Linked DNA regions of Homo sapiens: region 1 is linked to region 2. A link is a loop called in an ENCODE intact Hi-C map of the cell type or tissue named here. Cell type or tissue: heart left ventricle. All regions are shown on one strand. Each heading gives the region's core, and the rest is flanking DNA. Links, peaks and the distances in the headings are about the cores only.

Region 1 (8,910 bases), core at 689-8,688, 49 kb before region 2:
TCCCGACGAAGAACAAGGCCTCCACAGGCACCCCCAGATGAAAGACCCCTGCAGTGGGCAAAAAGGGCTCAGCTGGAACCCTGCCTCATGGAGGAGGAGAGGTGGGAGGAAGAACTCCAAGGACCAGAGGGTTCAGTGGGACCACAGAATCCTTGAAGGATAGAAGATTCCATCAGGGGCTGGGCACAGTGGCTCACACCTGTAATCCCAACACTTTGAGAGGCTCAGGTGGGCGGATCATTTGAGGCCAGGAGTTTGAGACCAGCCTGGCCAACATGATGAAACTCCATCTCTACTAAAAAATATAAAAATTAGCTGAGTGTGGTAGCACACAACTGTAGCCCCAGCTACTTGGGAGGTTGAGGAAGGAGAATTGCGTGACCCCAGGAGGCAGAGGTTGCAGTGAGCCGAGATCATACCACTGTACTCCAATCTGGGCAACAGAGAATGACTCCATTTCAAAAAAAAAAAAAGTGAAGATTCCAGCAGGAATTAGAGAAGATAAAATGGGCCAGAAGATTTCTGATGGGGTATGGGATTCTAAAACGGTCTGGAATTCTAACAGCACTGAGATTTGCAATAAGGCAAAAAAACCTCCACTGGTGGCAGGGGATTCTTACGAGGGCTGAGATTTATTTGGGGACAGATTAATAAGTCCGAGATTTGTTGCTGTGGCTTTGAGACAGGGTCTTGCTCTGTTGTCCAGGCTGGAGTGCAGTGGTGCAATCATGGCTTACATAGCTCACGGCAGCCTCGAACTCCTGGCCTCAAGCAATCCTCCTGCCATGGCCTCCCAAAGTGCTGGAACTACAGATGTGAGTTACTGTGCCCAGCCATAAGTCAGAGATTTCTTTTTTTGTTTTTTTTTTTTTTTTGAGATGGTGTCTCACTCTGTCCACTCTGTCGCTCAGGCTGGAATGCAGTGGTGCGATCTCAGCTCACTGCAACATCTGCCTCCCAGGTTCCAGTGATTCTCCTGCCTTAACCTCCTGAGTAGCTGGGATTACAGGCACGTGCCACCACACCCAGCTAATTTTTTTGTATTTTTGAAATAAAGACTGGGTTTCACCCTGTTGGCCAAGGGGGTCTCGAACTCCTGACCTCAAGTGATCTGCCCGCCTCAGCCTCCCAAAGTGCTGGGATTACAAGCATGAGCCACCGCACCGGGCCAAGTCAGACATTTCTCATGGCCACACAGAATAGCGCATTCTAACAAAACCAAGAGATCTAACAGGGCAGGGAATTCTGATGGAGGGAGAATTGTATGTGGGTGGATTTTTCTAGGAAGCCAGGGAATTCTAACAGGATACAGAATTCTGAAGGGCTGGAGCATTCTAATGACACAAACAGATCTAATAGAGCAGAGAATTCTTATGGGTTTGAGGATTTTATGGGGTGGGTCATTTTAACAGGCAGTAGAATTTAAAGGACAGAGGGTTCTGGAAAAGGCTTGGGGTCATACCTATCTCGGAGCCACCGCCTTCCGCCTGCAGAGCCCATAGCAGGATCTCGCTGCCGGTGGCTGCTGCCACCATCTTGTCATGTTCACCCAAAGCCCCACCATGCACCCGGGCTGTGAGCGCCAGTCGTTCGATGGGCCAGTCCAGGCGGGGGCTGGAAAACACCAGCTGCCAGCCAGAGGCTTCCTTCAACCTGTAGGATCGAGGGGACATCACCAACCCTCACCGCATGCCCTTCCCATCAACAGGGCTGGGACCTCCTGCCACTCCCTCCCCAAGCACCTGTAGCAGACTAGAAACTGGGTATAGGCCACAGCGATCCAATTATGGTGTCCACACACCAGGCGCACCATCCCCGGCTCCTCAGGTTGTCCTTGAGGGGAAGAGTAGGGATCAGAAGAGGGTCACAGGGACCCCACAGCTGCCCCAACCTTCCACGAGATAGAAACGTACCTGAGGGTGAGGGAGGGGTTTTCTCATCCAGCATTCGGCCCAGCAGCCCTGCATTGCCAAGGTTGGGGGGCATCGTGTTGCTCCGTCGGACAGGGGCTGGCCGTCCTCCTAGCTGCTGAGGCCCCACTAGGCTGTGCCGGTTCCGCCGCTTCACTGGGAACACTACAGTGAGAATAAGAGGTAGAGTAACAGTCATTGTAATCGTGGCTGTCACACAGCAAGCACTTAAAATATGACGGTGATTGATTTCCCCATGTGTGGGACATAGTCTCCGGGTGAAGATTTTAAGTGGTGCAGTGACACAGCATGAAATGACACTGAACCACATAGCAAGTTACTTCCCTTTCAGTTCCCTTGAGCCCAGCACAGAGGAAGACTGAGTTTAGTGCTGCTGTGATATTAATGAATCTGCAGTATTACCTAATTTTCCGTTTTTTTTTTTTTTTTTTTTTTTGAGTTGGAGTTTCGCTCGTTGCACAGGCTGGAGTGCAATGGCACAATCTTGGCTCACTGCAACCTCTGCCTCCTGGGTTCAAGTGATTCTCCTGCCTCAGCCTCCCAAGTAGCTGAGATTACAAGCACCCACCACGACACATGGCTAATCTTTTATATTTTTGGCAGAGATAAGGTTTCACCATGTTGGCCAGGCTGGTCTCGAACTCCTGACCTCAGGTGATCCACCCACCTCAGCCTCCCAAAGTGCTGGGATTACAGGCATGAGCCAATGTGCCTGGCCCTAATTTTCACTTTTAATAAATGGAAGACTGCACCCTTGGCAAGCAATAGCATCTAGCCAGAGTTGTTTTTCGTTTTGTTTTGTTTTGAGACAGCATCTCGCTCTGTCACCCAGGCTGGGGTGTAATGAGTGATCATAGTTCACTGCAGCCTTGACCTCCTGGGCTCAAGCGATCCTCGCACTCCAGCATCCTAAGTAGCTGGGACCACAGGTGCATACCACCACACCTGGCTAATTTTTTTTTATTTTTAGTAGAGATGAGGTCTTGCTGTGTCACCTGGGCTGGTCTCAAACTCCAGGTCTCAAGTAATCCACCTGTCTCGGCCTCCAAACTGCTAGGATTACAGGTGTGAGCCACTGCTACAGGCCAGAGTTTAATAACACTGCTATGTTTGGGTTTTATTTTCATGTTTACTTTGTATTTATAATATAAAGCTTGCATTTAAAATGATTATTATTTTTTTAATTAGCCGGGCATGGTGGCGAGTGCTTGTAGTCTCAGCTACTCAGTGGCAGAGCTGAGGTGGAAGGATGGCTTGAATCTGAGAGGCAGAGGTTGCAGTGAGCCAAGATCGCACCACTGCACTCCAGCCTGGGTGACAAAGCCAGACCCTGTCTCATAAAATTAAATAAATAAATAAATAAATAAATGATTGTTTTTCGGAAAACAGGATAAAACTAAGTTGGAAAAGTACTACTACAGATCTTTATATCTGGCAACTTTCATGAAGGTAGCAGGTGCTGACTGCAGTTAGGGAAATAAAGCTGTAGATGAAATTTCCCTACTCTGTTACTTCTACCAATCAGAAAAGCCTAGTTCCAATAACCACTGGGGCATACCTTCCATGGCCAGTGGGCTGGCTATCATGGGCATTACTGTCAATAACTTCCTATTAATATTTCTCCCCTCCATACGAAGAATCCCAGGTCTTCCAAAGCCCCCCCTACAAAGAAACCAAACCCGGACTACAACTCCCATGGGGCTCCAGGACATCCTTCTGAGCCTCAAGAGTTAGCTGGCCCATTGTCTCATGGGAAATGCTGTGTCCAACTTCCTTTCCAAGCATCAGCCCAAGCATCTGATAGGGAACTACACCTCCCACTGTATCTCAGGACGCACAGCACAGGCACCCGAGAGCTGCAGCCTTATGGGAAATGTAGTCTTTGGCCCACCTCCGCGCCCCTCCATTCCATTGGGAGTGCCTACCTGGTGGCGGCAGGTAACCATTGAAGAGGACGTTTCCACAAGAAGATCGATCCAACTCCTCTCGAAGCTGCAGGCGACGAACTGCAACAGGAGGACTTAAAGGCTGGGACTTAGGGAGATGCTGAGGCCACCCCATTTCCCCCTCCCCATTTCTTTCTACACAGAGTACCAATACTCCTCCCAGTACGAATACAGACCCGGCCAGGGCCATAACCAGTCCTCCCACCTCTACCCCAGCCCTCTTTCAGGAGAGAAGGGGAAGAGGGGCAGGTAGCATCACAGAGTTGGTTTTCTATACAATGAGGATGATAGCTGGGGGCTCCCACTTACCCAGAGGAGTGAGCCCATAGAACTGGGCTTCATGGAGGAGGCTGGAACCGTGGACACCCCTGGGTAGTAGAATTGACTAGAGGTCAGGGTCTAGGTGTGGGGGTGAACAGAGAATGCTGAGAGGGTAATTTTCAAAACTGCACAGAGAATGTCAAGGGGTAGAAAGTTTTGATGGAATAAAGATGCTAAGGAGTGATGATATGGGTGGAGGAAATGTTGAGTGTGTGTGTGTGTGTGTGTGTGTGTGTGTGTGTGTGTGTGTGTAGGGAGAAATCGAAGGACATAAAATTTTAACATGATCAAGATTCTCATGAAGTTTTGCCTGTTTGCTTTTTTAGAGAAGGGGTCTCGCTATGTTGCCCAGGCTAGTCTCCAAATCCTGGGCTCAAGTGATCCTCCCACCTCGGCCTCCCAAAGTGTTGGGATTACAGGCGTGAGCAATCCCGGCGCGCCCGGCCTGTGATCAAGGTTCTGAATGAGAATTCTAATAGAATGGAGCTCACGTGGACATTCAGAGGAGGTGAAAGAACTCCTCAGGGACTGAAGACAGTGAGGGACTCCCTCCCCTTTTTCCATGCCAACCTGGGATCCAACTCTTTGGTGCGCAGGAAGTTGAGGATGGGGGCGAAGACTGTAGGGTCCCTGTCGATGAAGATCTGCGGGAAAGGGGGGCAGAGGATGGATGGGGTAAAAGGCAGGACTGAGTGGGGTCCTGCCCCTCTTCCTACCAACCCCTCCCCCCCATCCCATTTCAGTTCTTGTCCGACTCACTGCTCCGGTCTCATCTTTCAGCGTCGAGATGCGTCCGCTCAGAAGACTGCAGGGAAGGGACACCGAGCAGGCGTCACGGGCCGGGGGAGTGGATATTAGGTCTCCCACGCCCTCTCCATCCCTCCTACCCTCGCCCCAAACTCGCTCTCCCGATCACCTGGAGAAGAAGGAGTCTGGGATCCAGGTGAGAGTCTGGCGAGAGGTACTGAATCTGGGCGGGGAAGGTAAACGGACGCAAGAGATGAAGAGGAGCGGGTGAGGAATGCGTCCCCCTCCCGCAGGATCCAGGGTTCCCTCCCCTTCCCCCTCCCCCGGCGTTTTTCCAGAATCTCGCGCCTCCAAAGGGGGGGGGGGCGGAGCAACCCTTGATGGACAGGGATTCCCCCAGGAGAGGCGGATACTCCCACCCCGCTTCCCGCCCCCGAGGATGGGACCTCAGGAGTCTCCCACACTCACCTCTTGCCTCCCACATTCAGATGAATGACTTCCCCGGGAGGCCCCCGACTGGGGACCCCCTCGGCTGCAGTAGCCGCTGCTGCCATGGCCCCCGGGCGAGCCGGCTGGCCCGCACCCACTTCCGGGTGTGCACCCGGACCCCGCCTCCATAGGCTGCTCATTGGGCCAGAGACTCCAGGAGTCACTAGCGATTGGACAGAGCGCCTGCCCATCGCGGTTAACTTTTCCGCCTCCTTAAAGGGGTCCGCCTTTCCTGAACTTGACGGGGCGGACCCGGAGTCTCCTTTGGGGAAGTTTATTACGAAGCATAACGAAATATTCTCCATCCCTCTAGGTTCTCGTCAAGGGGCGTGTGTTTAGACCCCGAAATTAAGTCCACATAAAAGGGTACATCTGGATGTTCTCCGCAGCCACGGTACCCCCGTGCCCCTCTCCCCACCCCGCACCCACCCCTACAGCCACCACAGCCCTCCTTTCAATCCTCCCGGGCGCAGCCCAGAAAACCCAAACAAAGGACCATAGACCGTCAAAGCCAAAGGGTTTATTATAGGTACATACAGTGTGCGCCCGCCACACCGCCCCACACCCCCGGGCCCCAGCGGCTTCTCCAGGCGGCCATGGGGACTGCCCACAACCCAATCCCCCGACTCCCCAGGGAGGTGCTCCAGCCAGAAGCATGCAGGGGTGGGCTTCCCCTCGCCCCTCCCCTCATGAAGTGGCATTTACAACTGGAGGGGGGAGGAGAGAGGAAAACAGTTTTGAGCTTTGACGCCCCTCCCATTAAAAGCCTTCGCGGATGCGGGGCGGGGGAGGAGGAGATCGACGTTTTGCAAAAATAAACTAAGTCAGGAATTAACCGCATGGCTCTGAGGCGGCGGAGTGCAGGGGGCTAGGGCCCCTTCACTCCCCCCTCCCAGACAGAGATCAAGGCAGCATTGGAAGTGAGGTAAAGGCGGGGAGGGGGTGTCCCCTCCCTGCCCCCTAGCACCCTGGATGGTCCAGGGGACCTCACCAGCGCCCCCGTGCCCATCCCTAGGGCAGAGAGGGGGGCAGGAATTACTGCCCCCACCACCCCAGCTTCTTGGGGCAGGATCTGCAGATCGGGGCTGGGGGCTTGGCTCAACTGGCCCCCTGCCCACCCCCATCAAGCTCAGTTATTGCATAAAAATAAGGGACCCCCAGCACCTGGGGTGGGGGTGGTGAGTGGGAAGGGGCCGAGATATGGCTATAGGGGCAGCAATCTCCCCACCACTTCTTGGGGTGCAGGAGAAGTCCCCTCCTTTCCGGTGCCCACCATGTCACGCGTCCTCAGTGTTGGAACTAGGGGCTCCCGCCCCTGCGGAAGAAAAAGTGTCTTTGTGCCCACAGTGCGGAAAAGAGGGGAGACGAGATGTGTCAGGTCCTGGGGGTGGGAAGTCACTTCCTGCGCCCGCTGGCCCTGCGATCTCCGCCTTCCCTCTTAGGGTTGCCCTCATCTGTGGATGAAGTAGTGGGTAGTGTCTGGCCCCAGCGGGCGATCTCTGCGTGTTCCGCCACCGAGGAAGCTACAGCCTCCAGCCAGCCGTTCATCTCCTCCTGGGGGAAGAAACAGGGCACAGAGGCCGTATTTGGAAGAGAGAAGCTGGAATAATAGGTGAATTTCAGATCAGACTACCCTCTCTGAAATTCAGTTTTCTCATCTATTAAAAAGGGATGATGATGATGATGCAGTTACATAGCAATATGTGCCAGGCTCTGTTCCAAACACTTTAGTGGATTAATTCCCTTAAACCTATGCAATAGGATTGTATATACTTCCTACTACAGAGATAAATGACACAAACAATGATAATAATATGGGCAGGCACTACTAGAGCACTGATATTTACTAGGCCCTGTGCTAAGTATCAGTTTATCATGTATCAATTAAACATGGAGCAATTTAATTCTCACAGTAACCCTATGATAAGAGACTTTTTTTTTTTTTTTTTTGAGACAGAGTCTTGCTCTGTCCCCCAGGCTGGAGTGCAATGGCTCGATGTCAGCTCACTGCAACCTCCATCTCCCAGGTTCAAGAGATTCTTGTGCCTCAGTCTCCTGAGTGTCTGGGACTACAGGCACGTGCCACCATGCCTGGCTACTTTTTGTATTTTTAGTAGAGATGGGGTTTCGCCACGTTGGCCACACTGGTCTTGAACTTCTGACCTCAAATGATCTGCCCACCTCAGCCTCCCAAAGTGCTGGAATTACAGGTGTGAGGCACCATGCCAGGCCAAGAAACTATTTTTAATCTTCATTGTGCAGATAAGTAAAAGAAGGCATGTAGTGGGTAAAGGCCTACTTCTGGCCGGGTGTGGTGGCTCATGCCTGTAATCCCAGCACTTTGGGAGGCTGAGGCGGGTGGATCACCTGAGGTCAGGAGTTTGAGACCAGCCTGACCAACATGGAGAAACCCCGTCTCTACTAAAAATACATAAATTAGCCGGGCATGGTGGCGCAAGCCTGTAATCCCAGTCACCCAGGTAGCTGAGGCAGGAGAGTCGCTTGAACCCGGGAAGTGGAGGTTGCAGTGAGCTGAGATTGCGCCATGGCACTCCAGCCTGGGTGACAAGAGAGAAACTCTGTCTCAAAAAAAAAAAAAGCCCACTTCTTCATTGCATCTTGTGAAGATTGAATGAGATAACAAGTGTTAGTTATTACTCTCAACATCTCTTCAAACCACCTTTATGCTTGCCTCTCTCAGACTCCTCTTCCTCCTCTCCCCACAGGCCTGTGTGGCCCAGCCATGCGCTCTCCCACTTGGGTCCCTGCCCTGGCCGCGGCCTGGGCTACCCACCCAGGTAGCCAAAGGAATCTTTTTTTGTTTTGTTTTGTTTTGTTTTGTTTTGTTTGTTTGTTTTGTTTTGAGATGGAGTCTCGCTCTGTCGCTCAGGCTGGAGTGCAGTGGCGCAATCTCAGCTCACTGCAAGCTCCACCTCCCGGGTTCAAGCCATTCTTCTGCCTCAGCCTCCCAAGTAGCTGGGACTACAGGCGCCCGCCACCATGCCCAGCTAATTTTTTTGTATTTTTAGTAGAGACGGGGTTTCACCGTGTCAGCCAGGATGGTCTCGATCTCCTGACCTTGTGATCTGCCCGCCTCGGCCTCCCAAAATGCTGGGATTACAGGCGTGAGCCACCATGCCCGGCCTGTTTATTTTGTTTTTGAGATGGAGTTTTGCTCTTGTTACCCAGGCTGGAGTGCAATGGCGCTGTCTCAGCTCACTGCAACCTCTGCCTTCCGGGTTCAAGCAATCCTCCTGCCTCAGCCTCCCGAGTAGCTGGGATTACAGGCATGCACCATAAGAGATGGGGTTTCTCCATGTTGGTCAGGCTGGCCTCAAACTCCTGACCTCAGGTGATCCACCCGCCTCGGCCTCCCGAAGTGCTGGGATTACAGGCGTAAGCCACTGCGCCCAGCCAGGAATCTTTTTTACACATCACTGTAATCCCCCCTAGCTCTCCAGTGCCCTTAGGTAAAA
Region 2 (8,910 bases), core at 255-8,254:
CTAGGAGCAGATCTGGAGCTGATTTGAGTCAGTCCAGAGGTGTAAGACCAGCAGGATGGCAGCAGCGGGTGCAGCAGGTGAGACGTGGGCTCCCTGGAGGCCTCCTGCACCTGGCACAGGCAGAGGGGCCATCAGCTTCCTCACCCGCTCGATCTTCTCCAGCCACTCCTTATTCTGAGCCAGCTCGGCCATGAATGCCTGGTGCCGGAGCCATCTCTTATGCAGCTTGTGGTTGTCCTCCCGCGTGCCATCCCGCGCCATCAGCATCTTCTCATGGATCCAGCCATCCAGCTGTGCAGAACAGGGCAGGAGGGCTCAGCTGGTCCCCTCAACCTGCCACAGCCCCCCATCCCTTCAGGAAGTCCCAGGTTCAGGGCCTGGGCTGCTAGGGTGTATGGGTGGAAGGAATAGGAAAGGATGAAAAAACCTTTGCAAGTGAGGCCTTTATATTGGGGGTGGGTGCAGCTCAAGCTCTTTCCTGGATAGAGGATGGATGGAAGGGTCCCCAGAATGCCCAATCCTTTGCTCCCCTGTCCCCTGTCCTGAGGGAAGCCCTCCTCAACTCCCCACAAGCCCCCAAGGCAGGGCCAGTCAGCCTCTTAGACTTGGGGACAGATCACCCCCCCCAAAACAAGCTCTCCAACCCAATTTAGCTAACTCCCAATTCATCCCCAGGACCACCCCTCCCATAGCAACACTTAGACACTTCATTCAATCTTAGCCACCCCCCAATAAGGACCAATTCAAGAGCCTCAACCCATTCCCAAGGGTATCAAATGAAGCCCCCATATCTAGCCCCAGTTCCTCCAGTATGGCCAGATAAACCCCCCAAACAACCTCCCAATTAAAGCCAACTCTAGCTCTCTCTAAACTAACCCTCTAATCTGGAGTAGACCCATCCTCCATAATCGAGATCTAGCACCCCTAATGAGCCCACAGGGCTCCCCAGTTCTAGCCCTGGGACTCTAAGACCATAGATCCCCAAACCATGACCAGTTCTAGCCCTCAACCAAAGCCAACCCCAGCCAAATGTGAAAAACAAAGCTGTGTTCTGGCTCTCCAAACCAGTCTACCCCAAAATCTAGCCACAGACTCTCCATCGTGGATCAGATCGGACCTCCCAAGCCCGGCCAGCACCCCCACCCCTACAACTAAAGCCAGTTCTAGTCCTCCTACCCACCAACAAAACCAGTCATCCAAAACGCAAGCACCAAGAGTGGGCCCCTCTCACGGCACTAGAGAGGATCAATCACAGGCTGCTTTTTGAGCCTCCCCCAACCCCCTCCAGTAAAAAACCAGACTTATCCTCCAAGCCAGAACTTCCCCACTCATGACCAAACCTGGCACCTGAAACAGTTTGCTCCTCCCCTTTCTCCTCCCCACTCCAGTCACAAGATCCTCCCTCCTCCCTCCTGCAAAAAAAAAAAAAAAAAAAAAAAAAAAAAAAAAAACAAACACTGGACTCCAGCTCCGCGGTCCCGGGAGGCAAATGCAGTCATAGCCAAGGACAAATCCCAGATCCCCAGCCGGCCAAACCCCAGCCCATGTCCCCTGAGCATGTGCTCCCCAGGGGTCCAGGACAGCATCACACTCCTTCATACACACACTAGAACCAAGTCCAGTGCTGAACCCCCCAACTCAATTCACAGGTTCCCGACGTGCAGGGAAGAGTCCAACGGCAACCACAGCCCGCAGTGAAAGCAGAGCCCTTAAAGAGATGGTACCCCATCCTCAAAGTAAAGCCCCCTCAAAAGTGATTCCTTCATGATGGAGGGCAAAACCAGACTATCCAACAACCCAGGAAAAGCCCCACAAAGTCAGAGCCCCCTAGACCCAGAGAAAATCCAAGGCCCCTCATCTTCCAAGGCAGAGCCCCCCAAAAGTGATTCACCTCCATCATCCAAGGCTGATACAGATCCTCCCAAAACAAGAAAGAAACCCCCCAAAAGGTTGAGAAACCCCCAACCCCAGGGCAAATCTTAGATGCCCCATTACCCGGAGAAGAGCCCCCCCTCGAAAGGCTGAGACGCCCTGAACCCTTAGGGCAAATCCAGATTACCCTAGAAGTGGTCTTAGAAGTCCCCCCGCTTCGCTCCCCTCCCTTGGGGGCCGGCCCCTCAGTCCCGCCCGCGCCAGCACCGCGGACAGCTCCCGGCGTCCTTGCCCCTCCCCCAGGGTGGGGGTCCGGGCGCCTGCCCGGCCCGCCCCCGCGCCGCCCCGCCCCTCCCTCCCGCGGCCACGACGGGCGGGCACGCGCCCGAGCCCCCTCCCCTGTCTGCGTCCGCGGGGTGCGCGCCAACCCCCTCCCCTGGGCGCCCCCGAGACCTGAAGCGGCAGTGGCGTTGGCGGGGCGTCCCTGCAGCGGGCGGGCGGGTGCTCGCCCCTCAACTGCGACGGCAGCGGCAGCGGCGGCGAAGGCTGAGGCTCCGGCGGCCGCGCGCCCCCTCCCTCGCCCCCGCGCGGCGGCCGCGCGCCCGCCCGCGTGCGCCCCCTGCCTGCCTCCCTGCCCGCCTCTTTGCGGGGCCCCAGGTGGGGGTGCAGGAGGAACCACCACTCGCCCCAAGGCTTCGGGTGGGGGGCTTCTGCGCCATCTCAGATGATTGCTGCCTGATCCAGAACAATCTCATGAGGGATGGGGGGTGCTCCTGGACCAAATCTAATGCCGGGAGGGAGCGCCTGGGGCTTGGACTGCCTCACTAAGGGAGTGGGGATTATGGTGAGGGGCTGGGTGGGGGCCTCCTGAACCATCTCTAATGGGAAGAAGCTCGGGCTCCTGGCCACCACATGTGGACAGGGGATATGGGAGGGCGACCTGGAACATCTCACAATCTCCAGTGGGGGCGAGGGGGAACAGGGGGTTCCTCCAGTGGCTCAAGTCCCGGCCTACCCCAGTTATGGGGGAGGGGGGCACGGTATGGAGGCCCTTGTTTATTCCGTGTGCGGAGAGAACAATCTCCCATGGGTGTTCAACATAGGGGGGAGGGTCGAATCGTCTTTAATTGAGGCTGAGGGGTTTAGGGGTTAGACCTGGTTCCTGAACCAGCTTTGGTTGGAAGAAACTTAGGTACGGGGTGATGATGGAGGAGGGGATGATCCTGGGTCACACAGATGGAGGGGCTCAGGGCCAGGCCTAGCTCTGTTTAGGGTTTAGGAAAATGTTTACTAGGCCATCTCTAATGTGGCCAAAGTCTAGAATCGTTTCTATGGAATGCAAGGGAAGGAGGGGAAGACAGCAGGTCTCCTGAACCGTCACTAATAAGGAAGGGGGCCTGGACCATCTCGGATTAGGGGAGATCGTCCCTAATGTGTGCAGATCATCCCTAAGGGAAGGGGCTTGATTACTGAACACCTTTAAAGGGGCGAGGGCTTGGTTCAGAGCCATCGCTGGCTGCAGGAGGGCGCAGGGCCGCTGGCCCCCCCACGGCCCTCGGCCCTTATCCCCACCGCCCGCCCCGCCCCTCTCCTGGGGTAGAGCGATTCTCACAAATCTCAGGAGAGAAAGGTGAGATCAGCGCGCGTCCCCGCGGGACCCGTAGGCGCGGACACGCGCGGTTGCCAGGGGCGCCCGGGGCCCCTCCTTCGTTTCCCGGAGTCGGCGTGGGCGGGCAGGGACTTGCGGAGCATGCGCACTGAGACCCGGCTCCGCGCGCCCCCTGGCGGCTTAGAGCGAGCATCGCTCCGCGACCCACTTAGACGGGGCGTCCCCACCCCCACCTCGGCCGAGAAGCACTTCCCTCCCGACTAAAGGGGATGTCTCCGTCCCCAGCACACCTGGAGTTCCTACCTCGTGGCAGTCTCGGAGGAAGTGCTGCAGCTCAAGTTGGTCATGTAGCTTTTGCATCCATTGCTGGGCCCGTAACTGGTTTTCTTGGTTCCTGGGGATGGGGAGATAAGGGCTGGGGAAAGGCCCCGGGTTGGGGGGTGCGGCGCTGGCAGTAGGACTGTGAGGGCACTGGGCTGGGTAGGGGAAGAAGGGCGTGGAAAATATGTAAGAGAGAGGGAGGAATTAGTGGGGCAAAGCCAGGGACGCAGGGACGGGGCTGAAGAAGGGCAGAGAGAGAGACAGACAGAGGAAGAGAAAGGGAGAGGCAGAGACAGGCACTTAGAAAGAAAGAGATATAGACGGAGAGAAAAAAAGGCAAGTCCAGAGAGAAAGATAACAGAGAAGTAAAGACAGACATACCTAGGGACAAAAACAAAACAAAACAAACGAGAAAGTGAGAGGAGACACCAGAAAGAGAGCGAGAGAGAGAATAAAAAAAGACGAGAAAAGAGATGGAGCAAGGCAGAGCCAGAAAGAAACTCAGGGAGCAGCAGACGACGAAAGAGAGGAGGCAGAGAGAGGGAAAGTGACAGGAGGAGTCCGGTCAGGGACAGCCCAGAGAGAGACAGGCAGAGGAGTGGCAAATGCCACCAGGAAAAGACAGCCCCACAGACGACAGACAGACCAGGGGGCCGCAGAGTTGGAGAGAGGGAAGAGAGCAGAGTGTGGGGAGAGATGACAGCAGAGTCGCAGAGAAGCTGAAGTGGGCACTCCTGCAGGCAGAGCGAGGCCCTTGGCCTGACTGAACTGACCAGGCTGGACCCAGGCCGTACCACTCTGGAGCCGGCTGGGACCATGGGCCCCGGGCAGTCTGGCCTCCTGCCCACAGTGCAAGGCAAAGTGCCCAAGAGGCCTGGTGGATGGGGCTGGGGCATCCCACATGGGCTCCCATGCATCCCTGTCCTGTTGCTATCTGTCTCCCCCAGGGAGAGAGAGAGAATGAGACTATCCTCCCAGGGTCTCCATGAGAGTCCTTAGAGATCCTCCCAGGGTCTCCATGAGAGTCCTTAGAGTCCTTTTTTTTTTTTTTTTTTTTTGAGATGGAGTCTCGCTCCATCGCCCAGGCTGGAGTGCAGTGGCGTGATCTCGGCTCACTACAACCTCCACCCCCCAGGTTCAAGCGATTCTCCGGCCTCAGCCTCCCAACTAGCTGGGATTACAGGCGCCCACCACCAGGCCTGGCTAATTTTTGTATTTTTAGTAGAGACGAGTTTTCGCCATGTTGGCCAGGCTGGTCTCGAACTCCTGACCTCAAGTGATCCACCCGCCTTGGCCTCCCAAAGTGCTGGGATGGGAGTGAGCTCCTGCACTCGGCCAATCTCAGAGGCCTTTCTGACCTACCAGGCCCCACACCCCCACCTTTCCAAACTCTTATTCTCCTTGCACTCTTCCCCCTCACTCTGTGGTAACTGTACTGCCCTTCTCGCTGTGCCTTGAGCAAGCCTCAGGCCCTTGGCACTAGCCGTTCCCTCTGCTGGGAATGCTCCTTCCCCCAACATCTACTCAAAGATCACCTTCTTCGTGAGGTCCCTCCTGACCACTCCCCAACACTTTCTGGCTTTCTTCCCTTCTTTAATTTTCTCCTTAGCACTTAACGCAATCTAACACGTGCTATATGTTACTTATTTATCTTGGCTGTCTCCCATGCTAGGATATATCATTTCCATGAGGGCAGGGATTTTTGTCTGTTTTGTTCATAGATGTGTCCCCAATGCTTAGAAAAAGGGCTTGGCATACAGTACACGCTCGACTTATATTTGTTAAATGAATGAATGCAAGAAACACAGTGGCAGAGAGAAAAAAGATGGGAGAAACAAAAGTACAGTATCTGTGAAAGACAGAGGCAGAAAAGACAGGGTTAGAGAGGTGCAGATGGAGGGAGAGAAAAACGGAGAGAAAAACAGAGAGGGAGCAGGAAACAGAGATACAGAAATAGATGGATAGATGGAAGCAAAGAGACAGAGTGTATAGGAGACAGTTGCAGAGACAGAACCAGAGAGAAGGAACAGGAAGGGCCTGAGACAAGCAAGCGAAGCACTGACTGCCTCCTGCCCAACTTAGCTTAGGAGCCAGGAAAGATAAAATGCCTCTGAAATTGAGCTGAAATCAATCTTTCCAGGCCTTCAGCAGCCAAACTGTCAAGCATCAGTCCTAGAGATGAGGAAGACCCTGAGTCTCCATGAGGGTGAAAGAACAACAGAGTAGGCCGGGCACGATGGCTCACGCCTGTAATCCGAGCACTTTGGGGAGGCCAAAGTAGGAGGATTGCTTGAGCCCAGGAGTTTGAAACCACCCTGGGCAATATAGTGAGACTTCATCTCTACAAAAAAAGAATGAAAAATTAGCCGAGCAAGGTGGCACATGCTTTTAGTCCCAGCTACTCAGAAGGCTGAGGCAGGAGGATTGTTTGAGCCCAGGAGATTGAGGCTGCAGTGAGCAGTGATCGCACCACTGCACTCCAGCCTGGGCAACAAAGCAAGACCCTGTCTTTAAAAAAAAGAAAAGAAAAGAAAGCAACAGGGTTCAAATCTAGGCTGTGGCACTTCCTGGCCATGACTCTGGGCAAGTCAGTTTTCCCCTCTGAGCCTCACATGCAAAACGCAGATAAGAACAGCACCTAGCGGCCGGCGCGGTGGCTCACGCCTGTAATCCCAGCACTTTGGGGAGCCGAGGCAGGTGGATCACTTGAAGTCAGGAGTTTGAGACCAGCCTGGCCAACATGGCAAAACCCTGTCTCTACCAAAAATACAAAAATTAGTTGGACATGGTGGCTCTTTCCTGTGATCCCAGTACTCAGGAGGCTGAAGCAGGAGAATAGCTTGAACCCTGGAGGCAGAGGTTGCAGTGAGGCGAGATCGCGCCACTACACTCCTGCCTGGGTGACAGAGTGAGACTCCATCTCAAAAAAAAAAAAAAAAAAAAAAAGAACAGCACCTCACACACAGGTTCCAGGTGAGGGGCCAGGCAAGCTGAAGCTCTAAGTGACTTGCCCTGAATGTCACGGATTCAGGGGTGAAGCCAGGTCTAAGACCCCCAGGGCCCCAGGGCCCCAGTCCCCAGCTCTGTATGGCTCTGCCCCCTTGGCGGATGTGGAAACTCCTCCCACTCCTCCCACTCCTCCCACAGGGTGGGAAATGTGTCCCTAGACAAATAAATGACTGGGATGGTGGGAAGGTGCAGAGATTAGTCCGTCTCAATCCCTCTGTGACCACACCTCACCCACCACAAGCCTGGGACAAATGCTGCCTCTCCCACAGCGGCTGCACGTCTCCCATCCGGGCCCTGACCTTTCTGCCTGGACTTCCTCCATCCCAGCCCCGAGCATTCTGGGCCATCCTTGTCAGATAACGTTCGAGCTCTGTGAGGCAGGAATCATGTTCTGTCCTGGTCATTTCTGTGAACACACCCCCACTCCGTACAGAGCACGGGCTCAGTACATGTTTAATTGACTGGAGGATGAGTGAATAAACAATAGAGTGAAAGGAGCAATTAATGAATGACTGAAAAGTAATGAATGAATGAATCATGGAATGAACAGTCCCCCGGGCTCCTCCTCCTCGTTTTGCTGAGCCTGGCATGCAGCAGGTGCTCAAGAAATGTGGAACAGGCCATGCTCAGTGGCTCACACCTATAGTCCAGCTACTCAGGAGGCTGAGGCAGGAGAGTTGGTTGAGCCCAGGAGTTCCAGGCTGCAGTGAGCTATGATTGCACCACTGCACTCCAGCCTGGGCAACAGAGTAAGATCCCTGTCTCAAAAAAAAAAAAAAAAAAAGTGGAACAAAGGAAGGATCCAGGCCTGGATGGAAAAGGGGGCACTAAATGATGAGTTTGCATCCTCAAGAACAGAATTCCCATAAAAGTTTCCTTTAGAAGCATGCTGCCTTGCCCCAGATAAATCTAGGGAAAGGATGTCTGAGCCGTAAACAGAAAAGGGGTAGCGGTCCTGGGGCTGGGGGTGGCACAGTGAAGTGACCAGGGATGCTTTCTGTCAGGAGATGGGAAGACAGAAGGAGGGGTACTGGGTCCCCTTCTGGCCTGGATCATGCCGGAGAGAGCCAGAGAGCCTGAGAGGAGAAATTTAGGGTCACCAGGAGGAGCAGAAACAGCTCTAATGACAGACAGAACTGGGTCTGGAAGATGAGAAAGGACTTCCCATGATGGCTGGAGGTGGTGGTGTTGTTTTGTTCAGTGCCTACCTACAATAGTGCCTGGCACACAGTAGATGCTCAATAAATATCTTCGCTTGATTAGTGCAAGGACAGACAAGAGAGTGGTGGCAAGAGACAGATGGCGACAGAAGCAGAGAACAATGAGGTTCAAGAGATGAGAGAGACACAGAGACATGCAGACACTCACTTTGCATGCTTCCTAGAGTGGCTGGGGCCAGGAAGAGGTGCTTATGCAAAATATTTGACAACCAGCCTGGCAGGGGACACTGTCCCATCTGGAAAGCTGGAACACACCTGTGCCTGGCCTCTAGCTGCTGGATCTGGGGAGGTCTGGGGGTTCCCAAGGAGGGTGCAGAAGAGCAGGATGGATAATGAGGCATCTAGGGAAGTAAGTTAACACATTTTTTTTTTGGAGGGGGGACAGAATGTTGCTGTGTCATCCAGGCTGGACTGCAGTGATATGATCACAGTTCATTGCTGCCTCAATCTCCCGGACTCAAACAGTCCTCCCATCTCAGCCTCAAGAGTAGCTGGGACTACAGGCACGCATCACCACGCCCAGCTTTTTTTTTTTTTTTAATTTTAGAGAAGGGGTCTCACTATGTTGCCCAGGCTGGTCTGGAACTCTTCAGCACAAGCAATCCTCCCGTCTCAGCCTACCGAAGTGCTGGGATTACAGGCATGAGTCACTGCACCCAGCCTAACATTTTAACAACAGGACCAGCTATCCCATGCTCAGGGCAGACTTAAGAAAGAAACCTTTCATTGTATATCCTTCTGTATCTTTTGGGTTGACAGCCTCAGGTTACCTTTTCACAATATATCCACTTAAGGCCAGGTGCAGTGGCTCATGCCGCTAATCACAGCACTTTGGGAGGCCAAGGTGGGTGGTCAAGAGTTCAAGACCAGTCTGGCCAA

Evidence for each region. Peaks named below come from ENCODE experiments on the same cell type or tissue, not always from the same donor. Only the 100,000 strongest peaks of a DNase experiment are listed, where the experiment ranks them.
Region 1: a loop joins it to region 2, with 1.8 times the contacts of the local background. A loop is called at or near these places in 15 of 110 quality-filtered maps.

Annotation. Positions count from the first base shown.
Region 1 is chr19:40,573,489-40,582,398 of GRCh38, reverse strand. SPTBN4 (spectrin beta, non-erythrocytic 4) reads right to left here. Exons shown (of 36, transcript NM_020971.3): 36 at 5,935-6,988. The coding sequence ends at 6,830. SHKBP1 (SH3KBP1 binding protein 1) reads right to left here and starts at 5,526. Exons shown (of 18, transcript NM_138392.4): 1 at 5,414-5,526; 2 at 5,115-5,168; 3 at 4,958-5,003; 4 at 4,769-4,842; 5 at 4,187-4,245; 6 at 3,857-3,937; 7 at 1,914-2,075; 8 at 1,743-1,833; 9 at 1,463-1,653; 10 at 1-48. The coding sequence starts at 5,499. RefSeq lists silencers at 5,428-5,497, 5,518-5,697, 6,048-6,137. In heart left ventricle, for the core only: no CTCF peak of the experiment used is centred there; a DNase peak (open chromatin) is centred at 5,598; H3K4me3 peaks cover 1,616 bases; H3K27ac peaks cover 356 bases.
Region 2 is chr19:40,524,006-40,532,915 of GRCh38, reverse strand. It overlaps SPTBN4 (spectrin beta, non-erythrocytic 4), which reads right to left. Exons shown (of 36, transcript NM_020971.3): 18 at 3,785-3,875; 19 at 145-291. Among named protein-coding and RNA genes, the nearest start is that of SHKBP1, 48 kb to the left of the region's middle. RefSeq lists a silencer at 3,419-3,738. In heart left ventricle, for the core only: CTCF peaks have their summits at 2,535 and 3,658 (motif pointing left); a DNase peak (open chromatin) is centred at 3,605; H3K4me3 peaks cover 1,252 bases; H3K27me3 peaks cover 1,067 bases.